2 separate regions of the Homo sapiens genome follow, and region 2 is linked to region 1. Evidence: read pairs that join two places in POLR2A ChIA-PET (ENCODE). Cell type or tissue: A673. All regions are shown on one strand. Links, peaks and the distances in the headings refer to the core of each region. The heading gives the core; the rest is flanking DNA.

What was found. Peaks named below come from ENCODE experiments on the same cell type or tissue, not always from the same donor. Only the 100,000 strongest peaks of a DNase experiment are listed, where the experiment ranks them.
Region 2: POLR2A ChIA-PET joins it to region 1 with 8 read pairs; 4 of 35 experiments call an interaction of 5 or more read pairs at or near these places.

The regions. Positions count from the first base shown.
Region 1 is chr3:138,628,014-138,633,250 of GRCh38, forward strand. FAIM (Fas apoptotic inhibitory molecule) reads left to right here. Exons shown (of 6, transcript NM_001033031.2): 5 at 1,094-1,143; 6 at 4,917-5,237. The coding sequence ends at 5,066. Among named protein-coding and RNA genes, the nearest start is that of FAIM, 22 kb to the left of the region's middle. In A673, for the core only: no CTCF peak of the experiment used is centred there; no DNase peak of the experiment used is centred there.
Region 2 is chr3:138,685,045-138,689,044 of GRCh38, forward strand. PIK3CB (phosphatidylinositol-4,5-bisphosphate 3-kinase catalytic subunit beta) reads right to left here. Exons shown (of 24, transcript NM_006219.3): 16 at 3,831-3,930. Among named protein-coding and RNA genes, the nearest start is that of FAIM, 78 kb to the left of the region's middle. In A673, for the core only: no CTCF peak of the experiment used is centred there; no DNase peak of the experiment used is centred there; H3K27ac peaks cover 857 bases.

The sequences.
Region 1 (5,237 bases), core at 671-4,670:
TCTTGATTAGTGTAGTCTTCTCTCCTGCTACTCCTGAGGACACTAACATTTGCAAGGGGCTCTGGGGACTCCTCCACCCTGAGATGAGCTATGGCAAGTTAACTGATCCATTTAAGTGTGTCGGGGCAGCATTTTGTTCCATATTGTTCCTTAGTGTGCAGTCCACCAGCTATACCTATTTTTTACTTGTAATCCAATAATTTTTCTCTAAACTGAAACCATTATGAAAAGGAATAGACATTATTGTACTACCTAGTAAGAAGCTGGACTAGATTTCTAAAGCGGACATGCTGTCTATCCTATATAAATCCCGTGGCAGCTGCTTTCAGTGGTCTTTTGTGCCATCACCCAGTTGGGTGAGTGTGGGAGGCAGGGGAGTCATCTGGTCAATATTGAAGGGCATTTTGTATGGAAGGGTCCCTCCTCACATTCATCTGTATGCATCCTTCTTTTTTATTTATTTATTTATTTATTTATTTATTTATTTTTGAGATGGAGTCTTTCTCTGTTGCCCAGGCTAGAGTGCAGTGGTGCGGTCTCGGCTCACTGCAAGCTCCACCTCCCAGGTTCACGCCATTCTCCTGCCTCAGCCTCCCAAGTAGCTGGGACTACAGGCACCCACCACCATGCCCGGCTAATTATTGTATTTTTAGTAGAGATGGGGTTTCACCGTATTAGCCAGGATGGTCTCGATCTCCTGACCTTGTGATCCGCCTGCCTCAGTCTCCCAAAGTGCTGGGATTACAGGCGTGAGCCACCGCGCCCGGCCTGTATGCATCCTTCTTTAAAGATTGTCCTTTTGGATTCATTTTGTTTCATAAGGCTTCATCAATTTGTATTAAGACCATAACTTTCTCTTAAAAGGTTGTTTTGTTTCATTATAGTTTTATGAACAAAGAACAAACACAGCTTCTTCAAATTTTAGGAGAGTCTGCAAGCCATGAAAGCCATGAAAAAGTGTTGGGTTTTGGAATATTAATGGAGTTTTAGAGATCTGGTATATCAATCCTTTCCTAAAGTAATAAATAGGAAAAGTTAACTTTATCTTTAAATCACAGAATTATAACTTAAAGTTTTTATGTTACCTTTACAGAAAAAGATGCTATGGACGTATGGTGCAATGGTAAAAAATTGGAGACAGCGGTAAGTTGACTATTTGATGACTCTAAGTGCCATGTGTCTCAGTTACCATTGAATTGTTGCTGCATTTCCTAATTATAGAGATCTTATAATGAATCAAGGCCCTCTTGATAAAAACAAAAAAGGGATTAAGTACTCCTGACTTCAGATTCTGAAAACCTTTGCCAGATGGTGCCTGGTACCGTGAGTTTGGAAACAACTCATGTTCTTAGCTGGCACTAGCTTCATACTCTCCCTTTCCTGTCCTGGACCAGGCTCCAGCATAGCAAGTAAAATACCTAAAAAGAGCCCCTAGTTAAAAAATTATATCCCCAGAGGTTGGTGTCCTCTTGTGTTGATCCATTTGAAGTGGTGCGTTATCACTGCTTCTCAAACTTGCATGCACAGAAATTGCCTGGAATCTTGTTAAAATGCTAATTCTAACATTTCCCTAGGTGCTGCTAATGCTACTGGTCCACAGATCACACTTTAGGAATGCTTTACACCATACACTCAAAGCAGATGGTTCTTTTCTGAAAGCGAGATTTTTGTAAAATGAGTGATACAATATCAGATGACACGAAGGTAGACGAACAGGAAAGGGCACTCTCACGAACCCCGGAGGACAAGTGGAATTTTAGACCAGCAGTGCCAATGCGAGGAGAAAGAGGCTCCCCCAGTCACTGTGGCCAGGCACACTGAAATCCCCATCTAGATAGACTCCAGTGTGTTTGACTTTTGCTATCAGGTGCTTGGATTACTATGGCTGTGGATGGGATGAATGTAGGAGTGAATTTCAAGCAGGAGTGAAACAGTAGTAGTGTGCACAGGGGAGAGAGTGGGAAACAGAAAGTGTGGGACTAGGAGCCGAAATCACTGGGTGGTAATCCCCATGTCTTATGGGGTCTGTGGGCCAAGCAGGGAGTGCTATCCCTGGGACCCACCTTTCATGCTGGCTCCAGATGTGAACATCAGGGCTAGAGATAATCGGAAGCTCTCTTCTCTGGTCACATTTTGCATGTTGTAGTTGCTTTTATCTCATTTGTATAGTATAGGTTTAAGACAGTGAGAAAAGGTGATTTTGGTAGTTGGAGGAAAGGAGGTCTGGGATTAATTCATTCAGAAGACCACCTAGAACCTACTTGGTCTGATAGCTGTTTCTGAGGAGGTGACAAAACCAGAAATCAAAAATTACAAAGATGAAGCCACACGTGGTAGCACAGGTCTGTAGTGGCTTCCTACTTGGGAGGCTGACGTGAGAGGGACCCTTGAGCCTAGGAGTTTTAGGCCAGCCTGAGCAACATAGTGAGACCCATCTCTAAAAAAATTAATCAATCAATTGAAATTTAAAAGTTACGAAGATGAATGCTTTTCTGTTTCTGAGTCCTGAAGAATTTAATTTGGGCTCACTCTAAATTGAGTGCTTGAGCTGTTCTCTGGGTTAAATCTACTGATAGAGACTTCTTTTATGCAGAGAGGCTTGGAGAGTGCTTCAGTATTTTATGGCCCCCTTTGGAAAAACTCCAGTTACCACTAACATGGATCAGATACCTACTGTGTGCCCAATGCCATACCTGGTGGTTCTTCCTGTTCTTTTTTTCCTACCCTGGAATTCTCTAGATAGGGAATCAGCACTTTTGAATTGCATTTCCTCCCATATTCAAGAAATTCTCCAGTGCACATGTAAAGAGAATGCTGTTTTATGGTATTAAGAATATGGTTGTACTGGGCGAGGTGACTCATGCATGTAATCCCAGCACTTTGGGAGGCTGAGGCGGGCAGATTGCTTGAACCTAGGAGTTAGAGACTAGTCTGGGTGACATGGCGAAACCCCTCTCTACTAAAAATACAAAAATTAATAGAGCATGGTGGCACATGCCTATAGTCCCAGCTACTCAGGAGGCTGAGGTGGAAGAATTACCTGAGCCCAGGGAGATTGAGGCTGCAGTGAGCCAAGGTTGCACCACGGCACTCCAGCCTCGGTAACAGAATGTGAGACCCTGTCTCAAAAAAAAAAAAAAAAATGCAGTTGTAACTTTGGGAGGCCAAGATGGGAGGATCATTTGAGGCCAGGAGCTCATGACCATCCTGGGCAACATGATGAGGCCCTATCTCTATAAATTTTTTTTTTTAAGTTAGCTGTGTATGGTGGTGTGTACCTGGTCCCCGCTGCTCAGGAGGCTGAGGCAGGAGGACTGCTTGAGCCCAGGAGTTCAAGGCTGCAATGAACTACAGTTGTACCCCTGTACTCCAGCCTGGGTGGCAAGAGCAAGACCCTGTCACACACATACACAAGGAATGTTGTTGTGGTTGTAAAAAGGTGAAAATAATATTCATCCACATGTCTTTGTTTTGTAGTAATTAACAGGAAACTACATGTGTTTGGAAATAGCTCTTTATAACACAGTTGCCTTCTCATTGTAACTACAACCTAGTTTGCAGGGCAGTTTGGGCAGCCCCATATCTAGGCAGCCTTCCCCAGTACTGTACGTACCCACAACAAACTCATCTTGTTGCCTGTGAGTTACAGCTTATTTTCTCCTTTTTATCTCAAAGCATCGTGCCAAAATTATATATTTGTCCAATTGCCAAGAAGCTACGTATATAGATTGTATTACCTAACCCTTGCCCTTTCTTCCGAAGTCTTTTTTCAAGGCTCAATATTAAAAATGGGGACAAGAACACACTGCACCCAAGGACATGCTTGTGGTATTCAGCATACCTCCCATAAGGAGCCACGGGCCACATCCTTCCCAGAGCTAGGAAAAGGCTTCTCTCCCTGAGGCATCCTGTGCCTTCTTTGGCTTGGTTTGTTAACTGGGGGGCCTTGTTCTATCTACTTTGGCTGCCAGGAAGCTAATAGCCAGGGGGTTTAAGTCTGATTTTTGGTTTCTTTGCTTTCTGGCATAAATCTTTTTTTTATCCTCTAAGCCTCTTCTTTCTTCCTTCCTTCTCTGCGCTACCTGGCGCTAATCTTTTTACTCTAGATCACTGCTACTCAATCAAAGCATAATATGAGGCACAGATAGGACCTTCATGTGTAATTTTAATTTATCTAGTATCCATATTTGAAAAAATTTTAGGTGAAGTTAAATATTATATTTGATTTAAATCAATATACCAAAAATAGTATTTAACATGTAATCAGTATAAAAAGTTATTTTATACATTTTTTTGTTTCATACTAGGTCTTCTAAATCCAGTGTCTATTTTATATTTAAACAGCATATCTATTTTCAGACTAGTCAATTTGAAGTGCCCAATAGCCACATGTGGCCAGTGGCTACTGTATTGAACAGAACAGGTATAGATTTAGTGGTGTTTGGTTTTGTTATATGTATATTTTACTGTAAGCCACCTTATACCCAGAGGAATCAGATTTTCAGAGTGGCTAAGAACACTCCATCCCTGGCTGGATGCAGTGGCTCACACCTGTAATCCCAGCACTGTGGGAGGCTAAGGTGGGTAGATCACTTGAGGTATATTATAAATAACTAATAAATGTCATATTTATCATTTTTATTTTTGAAAACATAGACACATAGTCATGAGGTTTATATTCCTCCCCCAAGAATTTAAGATTCTTAAGGATTGTAGGGGTTATGAAAAGGAAACTTTCAATTCATAACAGAAATGTAAAAGCATCTAAGTACAAGCTTTAGACTTTGTTTTTCAAAGCTTATTGTTTAACTAATACATTATTTTATTGCACTACTAGTACTTTTAGATGGTGTGAATGCTCTAGACAGAGATAAAAGTTTCTGCACCACTAATTCCTTCTTCTTTTGTTGCTCCAGGGTGAGTTTGTAGATGATGGGACTGAAACTCACTTCAGTATCGGGAACCATGACTGTTACATAAAGGCTGTCAGTAGTGGGAAGCGGAAAGAAGGGATTATTCATACTCTCATTGTGGATAATAGAGAAATCCCAGAGATTGCAAGTTAATGAATTTTCATCTTAAGAAGTAAAGATCAGGACTTTTTAATTACTGTGGTAATTAAATGTGTTCAGTATGTACTTATCAGTACATTTAGTCTGCAATGTTTTAATTTTTTAAAAAGTTACATGAAACTAACATTCCAAGGGTCAGGAAAAAAACCAATTATGTATAGTCAT
Region 2 (4,000 bases), core at 1-4,000, 56 kb after region 1:
TTACAAATTCGAGAAAAGCAGACTTAGATTATGGGTACTTAAGATAAATGTGGGCCAGGTGCGCACTATGGGTACTTAAGAAGATAAATGTGGCCCAGCACTTTGGGAGGCTGAGGCAGCTGGATCACTTGAGGTCAGGAGTTTGAGACTAGCCTGGGCAACATGGCGAAACCCTATCTCTACAAAAAGAAATACAAAAATTTGCTGGGCATGGTGGCACTTGCCTGTAATCCCAGCTACTTGGGAGGCTGAGGCATAAGAATCGCTTTAACCTTGGAGGTGGAGGTTGCAGTGAGCCAAGATTAAGCCACTGCAGCACTCCAGCCTGGGTAAGAGAGTGAGAAACTGTCTCAAAAAAAAAAAAAAAAAAAAAAAAAAAGAAAGAAAGAAAGAAGATAAATATGAAACTTAAACTACTCAAAATTCTGCAATTCATTGTATAGTAGAATTTGAGACATCACTAACCTAAACCAGTCCATTTGGCCAACTTCCTAGTATTAGAGAAAAACCTATGTAGAAGTAACTCTGAGGTTCTTGCTATTCAACCTTAATATCTACTTCTTGTCATCACTCTTGTATGATATCTCAATATATTCTATTTCCATTAACAGCATAGCTAGAACGAATTATTTTATAATAAAGTGTGAATATAGACATGCTATTTGTTATTCAAATCTAAATTACTTGTTTTTATAATAACTATGGCTATCAAAACTTATGCAAGTAAAAAAAAAAACTTATGCAAGTAGTACAAGGTGTATCAACAATGGCCAACTAAATCAAAACCATTATGTTTAAAATTCAACTTTAGGCTGGGTGTGATGGCTCACGTCTGTAATCCCAGCACTTTGGGAAACTGAGGCAAGTGGATGAGTTGAGGCCAGGAGTTCAAGACCAGCCTGGCCAACATGGAGAAACCCCCTATCTACTAAAAATACAAAAATTAGCCAGACACGGTGGTGTGCACCTGTAATCCCAGCTACTCAGGAGGCTGAGGCAGGAGAATCACTGGAACCTGGGAGCTGGAGGCTGCAGTGAGCCAAGATCGTACCACTACACTCTCCAGCCTGGGCAACACAGTGAGACTATGTCTCAAAAAATAAATAAATCAGGGTCAGGTGCAGTGGCTCATGCCTGTAATCCCAGTATTTTGGGAAGCTGAAGTGGGCGGATCACTTGAGGTCAGGAGTTCAAGACCAGCCTGGCCAATATGGTGAAACCTCCTCTCTACTAAAAATACAAAAATTAGCCAAGCGTGGTGGCGCACACCTGTAATCACAGCTACTAGGGAGGCTGAGGCAGGAGAATCACTTGAATCTGGAAGGCAGAGGTTGTAGTGAGCCAAGATCATGCCACTGTACTCCAGCCTGGGTGACAGAGTGAGACTCCATCACAAAAAATAAAATAAATAAATAAATAATAACAACAAATAAAATTCAACTTTATTATTTAATAACTGAGGGTCTTTTATGTCACAGTACATAAAATTCATAACAACTTCAGCCACGCATAAAGAAGGAGCAGCTTATTTTACAAGTATATCATTAAAACTGGAAAAAACAAATGTTAAAAATAGAATTAAAAAGTATACCGTAACAAGCATATAAAATATGTCTATCACAAATATAAACAATGTGGCTTGAAATTCCATGAACAAGAGATTTAATTTATAACATGTTTTCATTTTTAAATTCTGCTTCTATGCAAGGAAACCACTAAGACTATGTAGGGAGATGAATTCAAGCATGCAGTTTCCACAGAGGCTGAGACCTTGCTCACAGGAAACTAGGAAGGACCTATGCAGCTTGATGATAAAATTGAGATGGCTGAAACTTACCAAGTTAGCCATCTGTTAAAACCACAGATCACTCTACTTCTCAACAGTTTCAGGAGCTGTACAAACACTGGTGACAAGGCAACCAGATAAAAACTGGGCTAAGCAAACAGGAACTTTTTACAAGTATGTGAAATTTGAAACTTCTTCCATGTCTGTACAGTTGAAAGTTTTCATGCTCCATCTCTAATTGTGTTGATATCCACACTTCCTGGAACAGTGTCCTGAATACCCCATGGACATAAGTCTAATACTTTAAGTGTTTCAACACCTTGTCCTTTTGTAAGTTTATAGTAATAACAAGAACAGCTATGTACAGGGTAAAGTCTTCCTCTCACAATTCATCAATCAAAAAAAAAAAAAAACAGGAGTTAGAATAATTTGTTCATACATATATCATCCTTTTATTGTCTTTAACATCAAGCTGAGGCTCCCAGAAAATATGCAGTGTGGAAAATGGTTATATGATGACAATAAGCAAGTTATGACTAAGTATGGCCTAACAGGCTTTGGCAGAAAATTTGAATTTTACTCATAGTGCAATGAAAAATTATTGAAGGGATTTTAAAAGGGAAATGATGTAATACAATCTACTTCTTTTTTTGAGACAGGGTCTTGCTCTGTTGCCCAGGCTAGGGTGTAGTGGTACAATCAAATCATAGCTCACTGCAACCTCAAATTCCTGGGCTCAAGCAATCCTCCCACCTCGGCCTCTCAAGTAGCTGGGACTACAGTTGCAAGCCACCTTCTAATTTTTTCTAGAGATGGGTCTCACTATGTTGTGCAGGTTAGTCTCAAACTTCTGGGCTTAAGTGATCCTCCCACCTTAGCCTTTCAAAGTGCTGGGTTTTCAGGTGTGAGCCACTGCATCTGGCCACAGTCTACATTTTTAAAATGTCACTTTATCTTCTGTGTATAGAATGTTGGGGGAGATGTAGGAAGGGAAACACGGGGTACAATTTAGATAGTTAATGAAGAAGTCCAGTGAAAAAGAATAGTAGCTTGGACTAGGATGGTAGCCATGAACACAAGGGAAATAGGCAGAGATGTGAGATATATTTCAGGGTTCTATAAAATTCAGAGGATTAATAATATTGATTCCATGTTGTTGTTAAGAATAAATGACCCATAATAAGTGATGAATAAACATTAGCTATTATTACAATCATTAATGGGCTTTTCAAAAGTAAGGGATCAGAAAAAGTTTTTAACATCATGAAAAATCCTAAATATTAAAAACACCTAATGGAAGCCTATGAGAGTTCTTCTGGCAATGCAAATGAATTAGAAAAGAGTAGTTTAACTGGAAATTAGGAATCTGATATAAAAATAGGGTGGGGCAGCCAGGTACGGTGGCTCACACATGTAATCCCAGCACTTTGGGAGGCCGAGGCGGGCGGATCACGAGGTCAGGAGTTCAAGACCAGCTTGGCCAACACAGTGAAACCCTGTCTCTACTAAAAATACAAAATATTAGCTGGGCATGGTGGCGCATGCCTGTAGTCCCAGCTACTCGGGAGGCTGAGGCAGGAGAATCGCTTGAACCCGGGAGGCGGAGGTCGCAGTGAGCCAAGATAGTGCCATTGCACTCCAGCCTGGGCAACAGAGCGAGACTCTGTCACAAAAAAAAAAAAAAAAAAAAAGGGTGGGGCTGGGTGTGGTGGTTCACATCTGCATTTCTTAGCACTTTGGGATTAATATAGAATATATTAGGAATGCCGAGTAATTATTTTTCAGGTAGCATTCAGTTAATATTTTTGTGCTAAGTTCATTGAAACTTCATTTTTTGACTTAAATTTTGACAAAAGAATGTATTCATCAGGTTGTCTGTTACTGAGACTTCTATGAAATAATGTGGTGGGAGAAATGGCATTTGATAAAACTGATCAAACACCAAGTACCAAATTGAACATGAAGATTAAAACAAGCTGATATTCATGCTTTAAACGTTGTCTGTCAAAAAAAGAAAAAATGAATAAATAAAACAAGCTGATACCTGCTTAGAAAGCACTTTCATGTGCCCCACACTTCCCCGGCAGTATGCTTCAAGGATGACACCAAATTGTACTGAGACAGCAGGAATGTGCACTTCTGACCTGCAGAAAGTTAATGATATCTGAACAGTTTGTTTATCAAACACTTCAGATCACCGAATAAATACTGACT